2 separate regions of the Homo sapiens genome follow, and region 1 is linked to region 2. A link is a contact called in ENCODE Hi-C or POLR2A ChIA-PET data. All regions are on one chromosome and are shown on one strand. The core of a region is the stretch at or near the end of the contact, and the rest is flanking DNA. Distances in the headings are between cores, read along the strand shown.

Region 1 (6,403 bases), core at 1,088-3,587, 220 kb after region 2:
TAAGATTGTAAACCAAAAATATCTGAGACAGGTCTCAATAAATTTAGAAAGTTTTCTTTGCCATGGTTAAGGATGTGTGCCTGGGAGGCAGCTCTGTGCCTTTCTCTGAAGATGACCTTGAGGGCTTCCATATTTAAAGGGGAAAGGGCAGCTATTGGGGAAAGAGGAAGAAAATTCTTAAAGGTGTGGATAAATAAGAGACAAACAGTTGTGTACTTTTGATTTTTGAGCAGCCTTTCACCGAATACAAAATTTACACATGATGAGGGTGGGGGTAGAAAAAGAGTCTAGCTCAGTAAATCTGCATTTTTACATCAGAGGAAGCAATCAGATATGCATTTGTCTCAGGTGAGCAGAGCGATGACTTAGAGTTCTGTCCTTCGTCCTACCTGTGAGGATAAGCTATCAATTTACATTGTCAGGGTAAAACTCAACAGAACCCTTTTAGGGTAAAGATCTTGAGGCTCACAAGGAATTTCGTAGTGGTCAAATCATGAAGGAGGTATGTGGCTTTTTTATCTTTGTAACTATCTTATTTAGGAATAAAATGGGAGGCAGGTTTGCCTGATGCAGTTCCCAGCTTGACTTTTCCCTTTGGCTTAGTGATCTTGGGATCCTGAGATTTATTTTTCCTTCACAAGATGTTTATTTTTAGTCTCCTTGTTCCTGGAAAGGGGTCCCAATCCAGACCCCAAGAGAGGGTTCTTGGATCTCACTCAAGAAAGAATTCGAGGCAAATCCATAGAGTAAGATGAAAGCAAGTTTATTAAGAAAGTAAAGAAATGAAGAATGGCTACTCCATAGGCAGAACAGCCCCAAGGGCTGCTGGTTGCCCATTTTTATGGTTATTTCTTGATTATATGCTAAACAAGGGATGGATTATTCATGAGTTTTCTGGGAAAGGGTTGGGCAATTCCGGTAGCTGAGGGTTCCTCCTCTTTTTAGACCATATAGGGTAACTTCTTGGTGTTGCCATGGCATCTGTAAACTGTCATGGCGCTGGTGGGAGTGTAGCAGTGGACTATCAGAAGTCACTCTTGTCACCCTTTTGATTTTGGTGGGTTTGGGCCGGCTTCTTTAATGCAGCCTGTTTTATCAGCAAGGTCTTTATGACCTGTATCTTGTGCCGACCTCCTGTCTCATCCTGTGACTTAGAATGTCTTAACCTCCTGGGAATGCATCCTAGTAGATCTCAGCCCTATTTTATCCAGGGCCTATTCAAGATGGAATTGCTCTGGTTTAAACACCTCTGACATCATCATGCTAGGTGGTTAAGCTCCTCGAGGGCAGTGATTTTGTCTATTTTATTGACTGTTCTATGTTTAGTGTCCAGCACAGTATTTGGCACATAGCAAGACTCAAATATTTGTTAAATAAATAATTGAATATAAAGCTCTGCAAAATTCTGTCTACCTTCCCTGATTATTAATCTGGAGCAGCTTCTATCTCTTAAATTGCAAAGAGCTGCAGCTCCAGTCAACTATTTTCACTGCTCTGAGCATTCAGTGACCCATATTTGTTTTCTGACTCAATATATATAGTGCATTTGCTGGAGTGAAGAACTTCCTGATTGAAATCTGATCTTGTAAGGTACCTGGATGTGCTCTGGTGAACAGTAGGCTGAGGCAGACATCCGGGCTAGAGTGACTCATAGAGTTTAGGGTGCAGGCGCTTACTCCACCTGTTATATAACCTGTTTGTGTAAGCTCATACCTGGCTTGGAGCCACTGTTGTTTGAAAAGGTATAATTGTCCTGCTGATGCTGTACACAGGGGACATGGCTTGGCTCAGCTCTTGGGCATGGCTCAACATGGCTCAGCACACTGGCACCCAGAGAAAGAGAGAGAGAGCCAAAGATGTCTGTCTTGCAGGCAGGCAGGTGGGAGCCAGGAACCAGCTTTTGCCCAGAGAAAGAGTTAAGCTGCTGACCCTGAAAGCAAGGGAGAGTCAGCCGTGCAGCTCTGCATGGAAGTGGCCGGCTCAAGCAGCTGAAACAGAGCATACAGTGTAAGAGAGCTGCTGATGAGAGAGCTACTGAATAAAGCCATATTTCACCTACACATGGCCGCCCGAAGTGTTCTTTCAGCTATCCACCCACTCCCCTCAGACCTAAGCATGGGCTGGACCCTGACCCTGGATCTAACAATTGGTGACATTGGCAGGATGAGGTGTGGTACCCAGTGGCAGTGGTGCTGCTTGGATGGGCCCTAGTGGAAATGTGAGAGGCAATGGACAGGGCCCCCATGAGTATGGGGAAGGCCCTGAAGTACCTGGAGGTGCACAACACCAAGGAGGAACATGCCTTTGCCAGCAGAGTCAGATGGGCGTTTGTGACTGTGCTGCAGGAAGTGCACGCCCAATCCCTGTGAGACACAGTGCAGGGAGGAGGAAGAACTTCTGTTGCAGGCTTGCCCAGTGATCCGTCTGAAAATAGAGCATGGACAGCTGTTGGGCCCCAAGGGTGAGCCCAGGGACCCTCCCCAGTTGTGATGGAACACATTTCCTATAGTCCCGGTGCCCCTACTGAGTTGTGGGAGTTAAGCAAGTAATGTCGGCAGTCATGTACAGACTTAGTGCAAGTCATTCAGGAGAAGGACGTTGCTGTGCAACCCAGTCCCACCCAAGTGCTCCGGTTCAAAAAATACCTGCTGCAGTCAGGCAAAAGTGTAAAGCCTTTTCTGTTTGATAAGAGAACTGACCAAAGTGCCAGGATGGGTACATTCATGGGTAACAACCCCCCGGACTGGGAAAGTGGTTAGCAACTGCATATGCTGCCCTTCGGGCTCATAAGAGTGTGGCAGGATGGGCTACAGTCATCGTCTGGATGACTTACCCAATAGTGGGATGGGTGCATTCATGGGTAACTACCCCTGCCAGACAGGAATGGCACAGACATCCACTTTAGTGAAGTGGGGTGTCTACTTGGAACAGTGGAGTACTCTGAGTACAAGTCCCTTAGCAGTAGAGGTTTTAGGGCCTGTAGTCCTAATGCAAGATGAGGCCATGGGGCCTGAGGCACCCCTAGACCCTGAGCCATCACTGTTTAAGGAAGGGTGCCCTCCCATTCCTGATAGGGCATGGTACATAGCTAGGTCTAGCCAGGGTGCTACTGCTGTCTGGACTGCTGGTGCAGTCCAGCCTAGTTCTGACACCACATGGTTTGAAATCAGGTGTAGACAGAGTAGCTAATGAGCTGAACTCAGGGCAATGTAAATGGTAATCACCAAGGAGGTGACACCTAAGGTAGTCTGCACCAATAGCTGGGCAGTTTATCAGGGCCTATGTATGTAATGGGCCTGTGTGCCCAGAAGCCTATGTTTATGTATCAGGCCTGTGTGTCAGGCCTGTGTTCCCAGGCTTATGTATCAAGTCTATGTGTGTATATTGGGCTTGCATGCCCAAAGCCTATGTGCCAGGCTTATGTGTCAAGCATATGTGTATGTATCGGGCCTGTGGGCCGAAAGCTTATGTGTCAGACGTGTGAATCAGGGGCTTATGTGCCAAACCCGTGTATTGGACCTATGTGTCTAAAATCTATGTCTCCCTCAGCTTAGGGGGTGGAGTGTAAAGTACATGGATGTGCTTTGGTCAACAATAGACTGAGGTGGACATCTGGACCAGAATGACTCAGCAAGTTTAGGGTGCAGGCGCATACTCCACTTTTTATACAACCTGTTTGTGTAAGTTCGTACTTGCCTTGGAGCCACTATTGTTTGAAAAGGTATAACTGCCCTGCTGATGCTGTGCATGGGGAACATGGATCCGCTCAGCTTCTGGACATAGCTCGACATACCTCAGCAAACTGGTGCCCAGAGAGAGAGAGAGAGCCAAAGCTGTCTGTCTTGCAAGCAGGCAGGGGACAGCCAGGAACCAGCTTGTGCCCAGAGGAAAAAAGAGTTAAGCTACTGACCCTGGAGGCAAAGAAGAGCCGGCTACACAGCTGTGCATGGGAGTGGCTGGCTCAAGCAGCTGAAACAAAGCAAACAATGTAAGAGAGCTGCTGATGAGAGAGCTACTGAATAAAGCTGTATTTCACCTACCTATGGCCCCCACAAGTGTTCTTCCAGCTATCCACCCAGTCCCCTTGCATGGGCTGGACCCTGACCCTGGACCTAACAGATCTAAAAACAAATTTCCCTCATTGGAACCACCACCACCAACACACACATAAAGTTAGAGTCATTTTTTGTTTGTGTTTTTTTGGATCATTTTATGCCCACTGCAGATACTCCAGTATATACAAAAATAATAGTGTCAGAGGCGTTTGAGCCAGAGCAACTCCATTTTGAATAGGGGCTGGGTAAAATAAGGCTGAGACCTACTGGGCTGCAGTCCCAGGAGGTTAAGGCATTCTTAGTTACACAATGAGATAGGAGGTTGGCACAAGATGTAGGTCACAAAGACCTTGCTGATAAAACAGTTTGCGGTAAAGAAGCCGGCCAAAATCCACCAAAACCAAGATGGTGATGAGCGTGACCTCTGGTCGTCCTCATTGCTCATTATATGCTAATTATAATGCATCAGCATGCTAAAAGACACTCCCACCAGCCCCGTGAGGGTTTACAAATACTGTGGCAATGTCAGGAAGTTACCCTCTATGGTCTAAAAAGGGGAGGAACCCTCAGTTCTGGGAATTGCCCACCCCTTTTCTAGAAAACTCACGAAAAATTTACTTTTTGTTTAGCATATAATCAAGAAGTAACAATAAGTATAAGCAGCTGAGTGGCCCATGCTTCTGCTCTGCCTATGGAGTATACATTTTTTATTCCTTTACTTTCTTAATAAACTTGCTATCACTTTACTCTATGGACTTGCCCTGAATTCTTTCTTGTGTGAGATCCAAGAACCCTCTCTTGGGGTCTGGATCGGGACCCATTTCTGGTAACAACAGGGTCTCACCCACAGTGTCTTCTGGCCCTGCCAGGCCCTCCAGCTAAGCAGGGAATTATACTAAGCAAGAGGAGCAAGTCAGCGAAGGAGCTCTGGGGCTAGGGCGGCTGTAAGGGCTCTAGGGGCACATGGCGGCTCTATGCTGTGGCCTAAGAGAGGCATTTTTAACATCTGGGTGGTGACCCTGCTGCCATCAGAGTTCAGGAATTGCTGAGAGGAGAAGCAGCACCTGTTCTCTGGGTCTCTGCAGTGGCAGCAGCTGAGATGGTAATAGGTGTGCTGATGCCTGAGGAAGTGGAATCCCAGCTGAGGGAGTGGTCAAGCGCTGGCAGCAGCTGCGAAGGGCAGGGGCCCAGCTGGTTAAGGAGAGAGCCCTGGCTTCTCCGCCTTCACAGTAATCCCTTCACCTGTGCTCTTGGGCCCATCCTGACTTTTCCTCACAGTCTCTTGCTTCAACCACTTCCCCTACTCATTTCAGGCTTCCTCCTATTCCATGGTCTTTCTCCCCTCAGCCTGCAAATATGCTTTGCTCTCCCCTTTTCTAAAAACCTCTTCTGTCTCCTGGGACCACTTCTCTTAGGTCTTAGCCATCCCTCAAAAAAACAAACACACAAAACCATACTCTTCTACCATTTAGTCCTGTTTCCAACCAACAGCTATAGTTGCATTTGTCTTTCCTTAGCAAACATGTTAAATGAGCTATCCATATACCTGGCCTTCCTCAGCAACTTACCCATTTATGAATTTATGCAATAGGCAATGTATTGAGGACCTACTATGAATAATAGACTGGGAATAGAGGATAGATTACGGTTTCTTCCCTCAGAGGAGTTCTCTGCCTAATAGAGGACATAAATGGGTTAAAAAATTTACAGTATAATGTGATAAGTACAACAAAGAAGGGAAGTACAGTGTTCAGAGGTATAATAACACAAAAGAGAGAGTCATCGACTAGAGAGAAGACAGGCAGAGATCGAAGATGGTTTCCTGAGGGATGTGGAGTCTGAACTAGATTTCGAAGGACAACAGGAAAATGTAGGGGAAAACACAGTTTCTTGGAAGCTGAATAAGAGATATCAGTCAACTTCATCTACTGCCACAGAGAGATGACATAAAATGAGGAAAACACACAGATAAATTAGCAGCATGGAGGTCATTATGGGACTTTGCCGATAAATCAAAATAGAGAGGATTGCAGTGGGATGAGAAGCAAACAAGGTGTGAGAAGGTAGAGGTTTTGGCAGAAGCCTAGCTGAGATGGGAGAGCATTGTAAGGCAGCAGCTAGAGAGAAGTGCAGGGTGGGAGGAGAACTGCCAAGGTTGAGAGAGAGACATACCAGTTGCCAGCTCCTTAGGGATGTCACAAGGAATCAGTGAGTTAATACACGTGGAGTGCTTACACAATGCCCAGCACACACTCCATAGGTGGTGTGGCCAGAATGCAAATTCTCATGCCTGGGTGCTAATCCCATGCTTATTTCATTGCATCAGGAAGGCCTGGGGGGAAATTTCC
Region 2 (7,477 bases), core at 1,464-3,963:
GACTAGGTCTCAAAAAAAAAAAAAAAAAAAAAAAAGAGGCTATGGCTGTCATGTCATCCAGGTGGAAAGAGAGTAAGGTGTTACAGTAGCAGACAGTAGAGATGGAAGAAATTGTCAGCTTTGAGATATATTTTATAGGTAGAGCGAAGGGGTTTTTGGAAGACCTAGACATGGGGATATAACTGAAAGAAGAAAAGTAAATAGGGCTCCTAGAGCAACTAGGTAGATAGTGGTACCATTCACTAAGGTGGGAAAGGCCAGGGTTGGGGAATAGACCTAGGAGGAATGGGGAATAAATAGCTCTATTTGGCCATGTTAAGTTTGAAATAGCTGTTAGATTTCCAAATGGAGCAGACAGGTAGATACTAAGTCTGGATCTCAGGGAAGAGGCCCAGGTCATATGTGTAAGAATTGTCAGCATGTAGGTGGCTCCTAAGGCCATGCTTGTTCACCTTACTCTACCTTAAGCTCTAGATAATATCTTTTCCTAACCCCTCTGTCCCAGCTTCACTGAAAGGCATGTTCCCATCAGCAAAAATCTCAAAGACTGAATGGAATGGTAAAACTCTGCCATTCTAAAGAATCAGCTCCATGCACATGCATAAGACAGAGTTGCAAGGCCTCTTCCACCAAACCCCTCATTTACCCATGATAAGTTTGGGGTGCAGAGAGGTGAGAGACCCAGTGGTGTCAATGCCTAGCATTACCAGGGCTTAAACCCGATGTGCTGGTCCACAACACAGCATCCCTTCAGCAATCCTGTTGCCGCCAAGATGGCCTGATTATATTAGGGCTGTGGGATATGAACAAAGTCAGGTACATGCACATACCATGACTAAATTTAAAATTACAATTTTAATCTATGGGGAGGGTTCATTCTTTATCATTCAAAGGTGAGTGAGAGTCCTAGGCATGGTATAGAACAAACAGAAAGCAAAGTTTTAAAAATAATAATCCCTCTGAGGACCAATGAGGCTCACGTCTATCTCCAGGGCTCCTCTGAGCCCTGCTTGTCTTTAATTCATGGTCAGTGAATGTGAACAGGCATTGAGGCCCCAGGTGCCCTGGCAGTCTGCATCAACGCTTTGTGAATAACTGCCCTGGAAAGGTTAGGTACCACTTGGTTCCTGCAAAGCACCACTAGAGGGCTGCAGACACTAGCAGTGGCTGGTACAGACAGCCACTGAAACCGAATTTGAGAACCGCGCCATCGCCTAGTGGTCCAACCCTCCCTGTAGGTTGAGGAAATTAGAGCCTCAGAAATATTAAGTGGCTCTCCCAAGGCCTCCCGGCTGGTTAGTGACAAAGTCACAATTCCACCACAGTTCCTCTGATGCAAAATTCAGTGTGATATAATGGAAAGTATATGGGTTTTAGAGCCAAGAATCCCATTTTGCTGTGTCTTATCTTGGGTGCTCAGTGAAACTTCCTAACTTCTCTGAACTTCAGCATCTTGATCTGTTTTATGGGTGATGAGTGCTTCTGCCGTGCCATGTGTTCTGTTGGTACACTGTCATAGTTGAGGGGCCCGGCACTTAGTGAACACTCAGCCAATGCTGTGGCCTTCACCTCTTTCTGCTGAGGCCAGGTTCTTCTCTAAGATGGCTCAACCTCAAGAAGCAACTTTCAGGAATGAACTCAAATGATGCAGTCTGGTTACAATACTTTGCTGCATGTTGGAGTACACATAAAGAGAACTATATTGCTTTAAAAGACACAACAAATAAATACAACCATAGGAGGTACATATAGCTTTAGTTGAACAAGGAGGCATGGAAAGGAAAGGGGCTTCCTTGCTCTGTCCTAAGGTTTAGATTCCCAGCATGTCCTTTCATGCACCCCCATTCAGTGGATATTTGTTGAGTGCCCATTGAAGGAGGGACCTGGGCATTTGGGGAGGACACACACGAATCCTACCCTCAGCAAGAAACAACAATTTCATGCCAGGCTTTTCCCTGTAACTTTATTTATCTTACCTCTTGGATTCTCACGATAGTCACGCCAGTGATTATTAGTCCTTAAGGATTCATCAACAGTCCCTCATGATTTTAGAGATGAGAAAATTGAGTCTCCGAAAAGTTAAATAACTTGTCCAAGGTCTTTCAGAAAATACGGAGAAGCTCTGGAGTTTAAGCCCAGCTCTGCCTGAGCTTTCACAGCACTGCCTGTGCCCTATTCCTGGAGGTGTAAGGATTGAGGACGTGGGAAGTGCTGCAACAGGAAGGCTGCTGGGAATTCTGAGCAGCGGCCCCTAACTGAGGGGATCCAAGATGGCTTCAGGGGAAGCTCACACTGGCCTGGGGAGGTGGGAAGAAGAAATTCCTGCCACAACTGTATATGGTAAATCAGATGCATCAAAACATGGTGTGTTTGGTGGATGAAGGAGAACACACACACACACACACACACACACACACACAGAGTTAGGGCTGGTTGAATTCCATAAAAGAATTCTTCCTGAAAGGAAGTACAGTCAAAAGCTGAAGTAAAAAATCTAAAGTTAGATTTGTAACACCAGTATACCTCACTACCAGCTTGCCCAGAAAATTAATTTCATGTTCCACTGTTCTATTAAAAAACTCTGACTGAAATGTCTTCACAAGGTAAACAATAGGAAAGGGTCCAGGAACTTCCTAAAGCATTTAACACAGCCAAAGGCTGACCTGACCTAATTGGTGGGAAGTAGGAGGGAGGCCAGGGAATCCCAGCTCCCTTCCGCCTACCCAAGGCCTGGCACACTGCCACTTAGAAATACTAACTAGCCCAGTGGCCACGTTCAGCAACTGCAGGGCCGCCCCATCTGGCCCCTTGAGGTGCTGCCCACCAGCATGTTTGTCATTGTGAGCATCTTCTGAACATGAATGTCCAGATGCTCTTCCAAAGCAGTTCTAGAAATAGCCAGGCGCCTGAATAAAGCCTGACACAGGAAACATCTTTCCATCCAGGACAAAGCACACTCCTCCAGGGAAAGGAGAGAGGAAGTCATAATTAGAATCATTCATTCATCCAACAGAACTGAGCCTCCAGCAAAGAGCCAAATGTAATTTTTGACTCTGACTGCACATTGGAATCACCTGGGAACTTTTAAAAATACCAATGCCGCAGCTCCACCCTAAAACAATTAAGTAAGAATATCTGGGAGTGCAGCCCAGGCCTTTGTATTTTTTAAAAGCTCTCTGGATGATTCTTATGTAGTTGAGAACTACTGCATTAAATATTATATACAACAAAAAACAGAGTCACTGACCAGGCCTCAAGGAGCTCACAGTTTCACAGAGCCCTACAGTTTGCAATATGTTTATTCCTGCCAGTGACCTTGGTTGATAGTCACAACCAGTCTGGGAGGTTGTTGTTATTGCCTGTTTTGCAGATGAGGCAGCTAAGCCTCAGAGAGAGTATACAGCTGCCCAATATTACACAGCAGGTAGGCAGCAAGTGAGCACAAGAACCAGGTTTTCTAATTCCATGACTCCTGCTCTCACATCACAGACCAACATGTAGAGGAATCGGACCGAGGAGAGGCTCAAAGCACTTCATAACTGCAGCATGGCAAGAGTCAAGAGCCAAAGGAATAAATCGAGGAGAGTCTTAGGTGGACCTACCTGCCCTAACTAATGTCCACCAACCAGCTGATGTCCATTAGTGTTCCTAAAACTGTGCCTGCGTTGATCAACTACTTATTTAACTCTTCTCATTAAGAATTTTCTAGGCAACAGAACCTTGTGGATAGAATTTTAAGCAGACACTTAAAAGATCACCTTGCCAGGCTCCACAATTGGCCTTCGGATATGCTAACAACCCCTAAGAAGAATACAATTTATTGCATAAATTCTGATACTGTGAACAGTAAGTACTTAGTACAGTGTCTCAACTGATTTGTTGGCCATTAATTAATGGTCAGTAGGTGTTAGAGGGAGAGCCCATGTTAGTAAAAAGGAAAAGGGAAACAGGTGCAGCATGTGGCTAAGCAGTGGGCCAGAACGCAGAGGCTTTGAAATCTAATTCCCTTCTGGGTGGCTGTTTAGCCTTATGTAAACCCTTGCCTCTTTAGGTTACATATACAGTTTTGCCTAACCCGAAGTGGGCTGTACATTCCCATGGCCTCAGAGATATTTAGTCTAGTTTCCCAAGTGCTGGTCCTTTGGGAAGCAGGAATTACTCTTCTCAAACAGATTTTCTACCCCTGCCCTTTCCCCTTCAGCAACTGTGATCTGGCTCTTCTCTGTCTCTCTTCTAACCCCTTTTCTTCCTCACTCCTGGTGTTTGTCAAAGGGCAGTTTCCCTGTTCACCACTTGGAAATCACCAATAAAATGCAACCCTTCCATTTTGCAGATGAAGAGACTGACATCCAAAGAGAGACCCTGGCCAAAGCCACCTAGACAGTGACAGAGCTAGGACCAGCCCAGCCTCCTGGTCCCACCCCAGTACTCTGTCAGGACAGAAACAACCAGGACCATAAAGCATTTGTGAGTGTAGGTTCCATTCCCAATGCTAACTAGAGCAACTCACAGTTACTAGACTCAGCTTAGTGGCCTTTGGATATGGGTCCAACTGTGGGAAAAATCACGATGAAAGGAAATGTAGTCTGATAACCCCTTGCCTCTTTCAGGTCAAGATGAAAGTACTTAGATGGGTTAGTAATGTATGTTACTAACACCTCAGTATATGCAAAATCCATATCTGTTTTTTAAAAGAGGATCCACCGGGAGAAGAACCCAAAGAAGTAAGTCTCTAATAACAGCATTTATGGTCTGTGATATCTGGATTCAGTTGACCTTCTTGGTTCCTTCCATAACAGTAGTAAGGATAGTAATAATAATACCCTACCTACCATTTACTGAGTGCCCAATATATTCCAGTGGCTCTGAAACAGGCTTCATGTATCATTTAATGCTCATGTGAAGCAGGTCTTATTTTCTCCTTATACAGTTGAGGAAAGTGAAACTCAGAGTGGGTAATAACATGCCCACGTTTCCACAGTTTGTAAGCACCTGAGCCAGGGTCAAGTCTGGGTCTTTATACCACATACATAAACCCCTCCTCAGAGGACCTCAGTCCTAAACAAACATCGAGAAATTTTGGACATGGCAAAGGCCACACATAGATACAAGGATGCATAAGAGAGAGAAATATCAGTCCTCAAAGGCTGAGCATTCTGCAGTTGGCTTTGAACTGGTTGCCCACCCATCCCCTGGACCATTCATCTTCCCCTCAGTCATGGACCCTGGAGGCTGTGAGGGAAGCAAGCAGCTTGAGCACTGTCTGGTCCAACACTGGAGGGAAGCCTGATGGCTGTGACATTCATCAACTGGTTAATTTCAGAAAGGCATCCATTTGCACCAGCTGCTTAAAAAGCTCCTGGCCCTCAGGAGACACTCAACCAATCACAAAGCAAAGGCAGGGAGTGTTTCTGGTAACCACATTCAATTGGGTGTCTGTCTGCTGCTTGATGGGTTGTATAATTTCAGCAAAGCAAAGGACAGTGGAGAATAGAGTTAAAATGAATGATCTTATTTCTTTTAAATTATTATTCTTATATTTATGACTCACATTTGTCCTTAATGCACAAGTGCCCTATTAACCTATCATGATGATGATGGTCATGATGAAAATGACTGCTGTTGCTCTTTACACGGCGAGAGATGCTTGGCTGTCTCTGACAAATTCTCCCTAGGTGGCTGCATCTTGTGTGTGTGTTTGGAGGGAGAGGTGAGGGAAAGTCACCACAGGTCCAGGGTCTCCTCCTGAACTCAGTCAGTTCAAGTTAAAGTCTCAAGTAAGAAATGTCTTATAAAAATGATTGGTAAACCAGAAGGCAAACACATTCACATAGACAAGGAGAGATTTCCCACCACTTCCCAGAGTTGGTGTTGAGGAATGGGGCACTTCCTCCTAGTTGTCAGTTCCCCTCATGAGAGCAAACGCTCTATGATCACAGATTTGAAATAAAGTGCATGGGATGTTCTTAAGAAACCATTTCTCCTCGTTGGGGTGAAGATGAATGAAGAGAAAAGCAGTATGATTATTTCAATCAATGCATAAAATGGATATGACAAAATACTGCTCCCTCTTATGATAAAAACTCACAGCACACTAGGAATACAAGGGAATGTCCTCACTCTGATAATAAGTATCCACAAACAAATTAAAACTAATCATATTAAGTGGAAAAACACTGAACGTTATCATTTCTATTCAACATTGTACTGGTCTGTGCCATATACTGTTAATGTCAGAAAAATAATTAAAATGCATTGCAATTGGAAAGGAAAAAATAAAATAGTAATTATTTGCAGTGACATGATTGTGTGTGTTGACCCTTCACAGCCTCACTCTATAGTTAATTCTTATCGGGACCTCTCAATGTGGCAAACACTGGACAACAATGATCTCACTTGGTCCTGCACTGGTTATCTCTTTCATTTTACTAGTGGTGAAGGAGAAGCCTAGAGAGGGCAGTACCCTCATTCAACTCCAGGTTTGTCTACCTACAAAGCTGAAGCTCTCAACTGCCCCCTTTGTCCCATCTCTGTAGGTTTAGAGCTACTTAAAGAGTTAGCACTGTGTGTCTATACTCAAAAGTACCTTCTCCCTCTGTAGTATTGAGCACTTCTAATTTTTGCTTACTCATTCCTTTTATAGTCTCTATGTAATCCACCAGTCTGGCTGCATTTGAGAGTTTATATGTTTGTTTTAAACTCAATGGTTTATTAAAGTTAAGAATGAAGACTCAGTCCAGAAAAATAAAATATATATACACGTATATATATATACGTGTACATATATACACACGTATATATATATACGTGTACATATATGCACACGTATATATACGTATATATACACGTATATAAATACACACATACACACACAATAGTAGAAAGAAGTTGGGGATTATGGTAACAGGGCAGGTAGGTAGGAGAGGACAGAACATAAATCTGAAGATGCTACATTCACTCATTCAACAATAAATAAGTGTGAAACATTTACTGTGTGCCAGCTACTGAATGCTTAGAACTGACAATAAAAAGATGAGGTCTCAGCCTTAGCGCCATCTTCTTGGAAACCTCTGTGCCATGAGAGCCAAGTGGAGGAAGAAGTGAATGTGCAGGCTGAAGCGCAAAAGAAAGATGAGGCAAAGGTTCAAGTAAATCACTAGTCTGTGCACCAGTGGAGGCCGCAGGAGTAGAAACATGGAATGGCAGAGGCTGGAAATGCTGGTACAAGTTGTTGAACTGCATGGATCTAGAGCTTCTCTCAATGGATCTAGAACTTCATCGTCATCTGATCACCGAGACTACCTCTGAGGCTCACCTTGCTCATAACAAAAACTGTCCATGTTGGTCCTTTGCCCCAGACCTGTGACATTCTGGACTATTTCTGTGTTCACTTGTGGCTGAGTGAAAGAGCCATACGATAAATTACCTCTTACTCTGTCTTAGCTGAAGAGTTAACAAAAAAATAAAAAAACAAAAA

Evidence for each region. A loop is a pair of places that touch in the nucleus more often than their neighbours do. ChIA-PET counts read pairs that join two places held with the same protein, here RNA polymerase II (POLR2A). Pooled maps may share reads with other maps.
Region 1: a map of mammary epithelial cell shows a loop between it and region 2 (3-fold over the local background). The contact joins two enhancer-like sites. A Hi-C loop is called at or near these places in 33 of 168 maps with a recorded cell type or tissue (A673, B cell, CD14-positive monocyte and 22 more), 20 of 37 single-sample maps with no recorded cell type and 33 of 50 pooled maps. POLR2A ChIA-PET finds 5 or more read pairs at or near these places in 2 of 52 experiments (WTC11 and activated T-cell).

What each region holds. Positions count from the first base shown.
Region 1 is chr1:147,715,559-147,721,961 of GRCh38, forward strand. All of the region lies in intron 2 of LOC105371230 (a long non-coding RNA gene), which reads right to left. The region is part of intron 1 of LOC102723321 (a long non-coding RNA gene); the gene reads left to right. Among named protein-coding and RNA genes, the nearest start is that of GJA5, 42 kb to the right of the region's middle. Within about 2 kb of position 2,338, at least 3 of the 41 ENCODE cell types and tissues checked have a DNase peak (open chromatin) inside an H3K27ac peak, as active enhancers do.
Region 2 is chr1:147,494,023-147,501,499 of GRCh38, forward strand. All of the region lies in intron 3 of LINC00624 (long intergenic non-protein coding RNA 624), which reads right to left. Among named protein-coding and RNA genes, the nearest start is that of LINC00624, 20 kb to the right of the region's middle. RefSeq lists a silencer at 1,041-1,230. Within about 2 kb of position 2,714, at least 4 of the 41 ENCODE cell types and tissues checked have a DNase peak (open chromatin) inside an H3K27ac peak, as active enhancers do.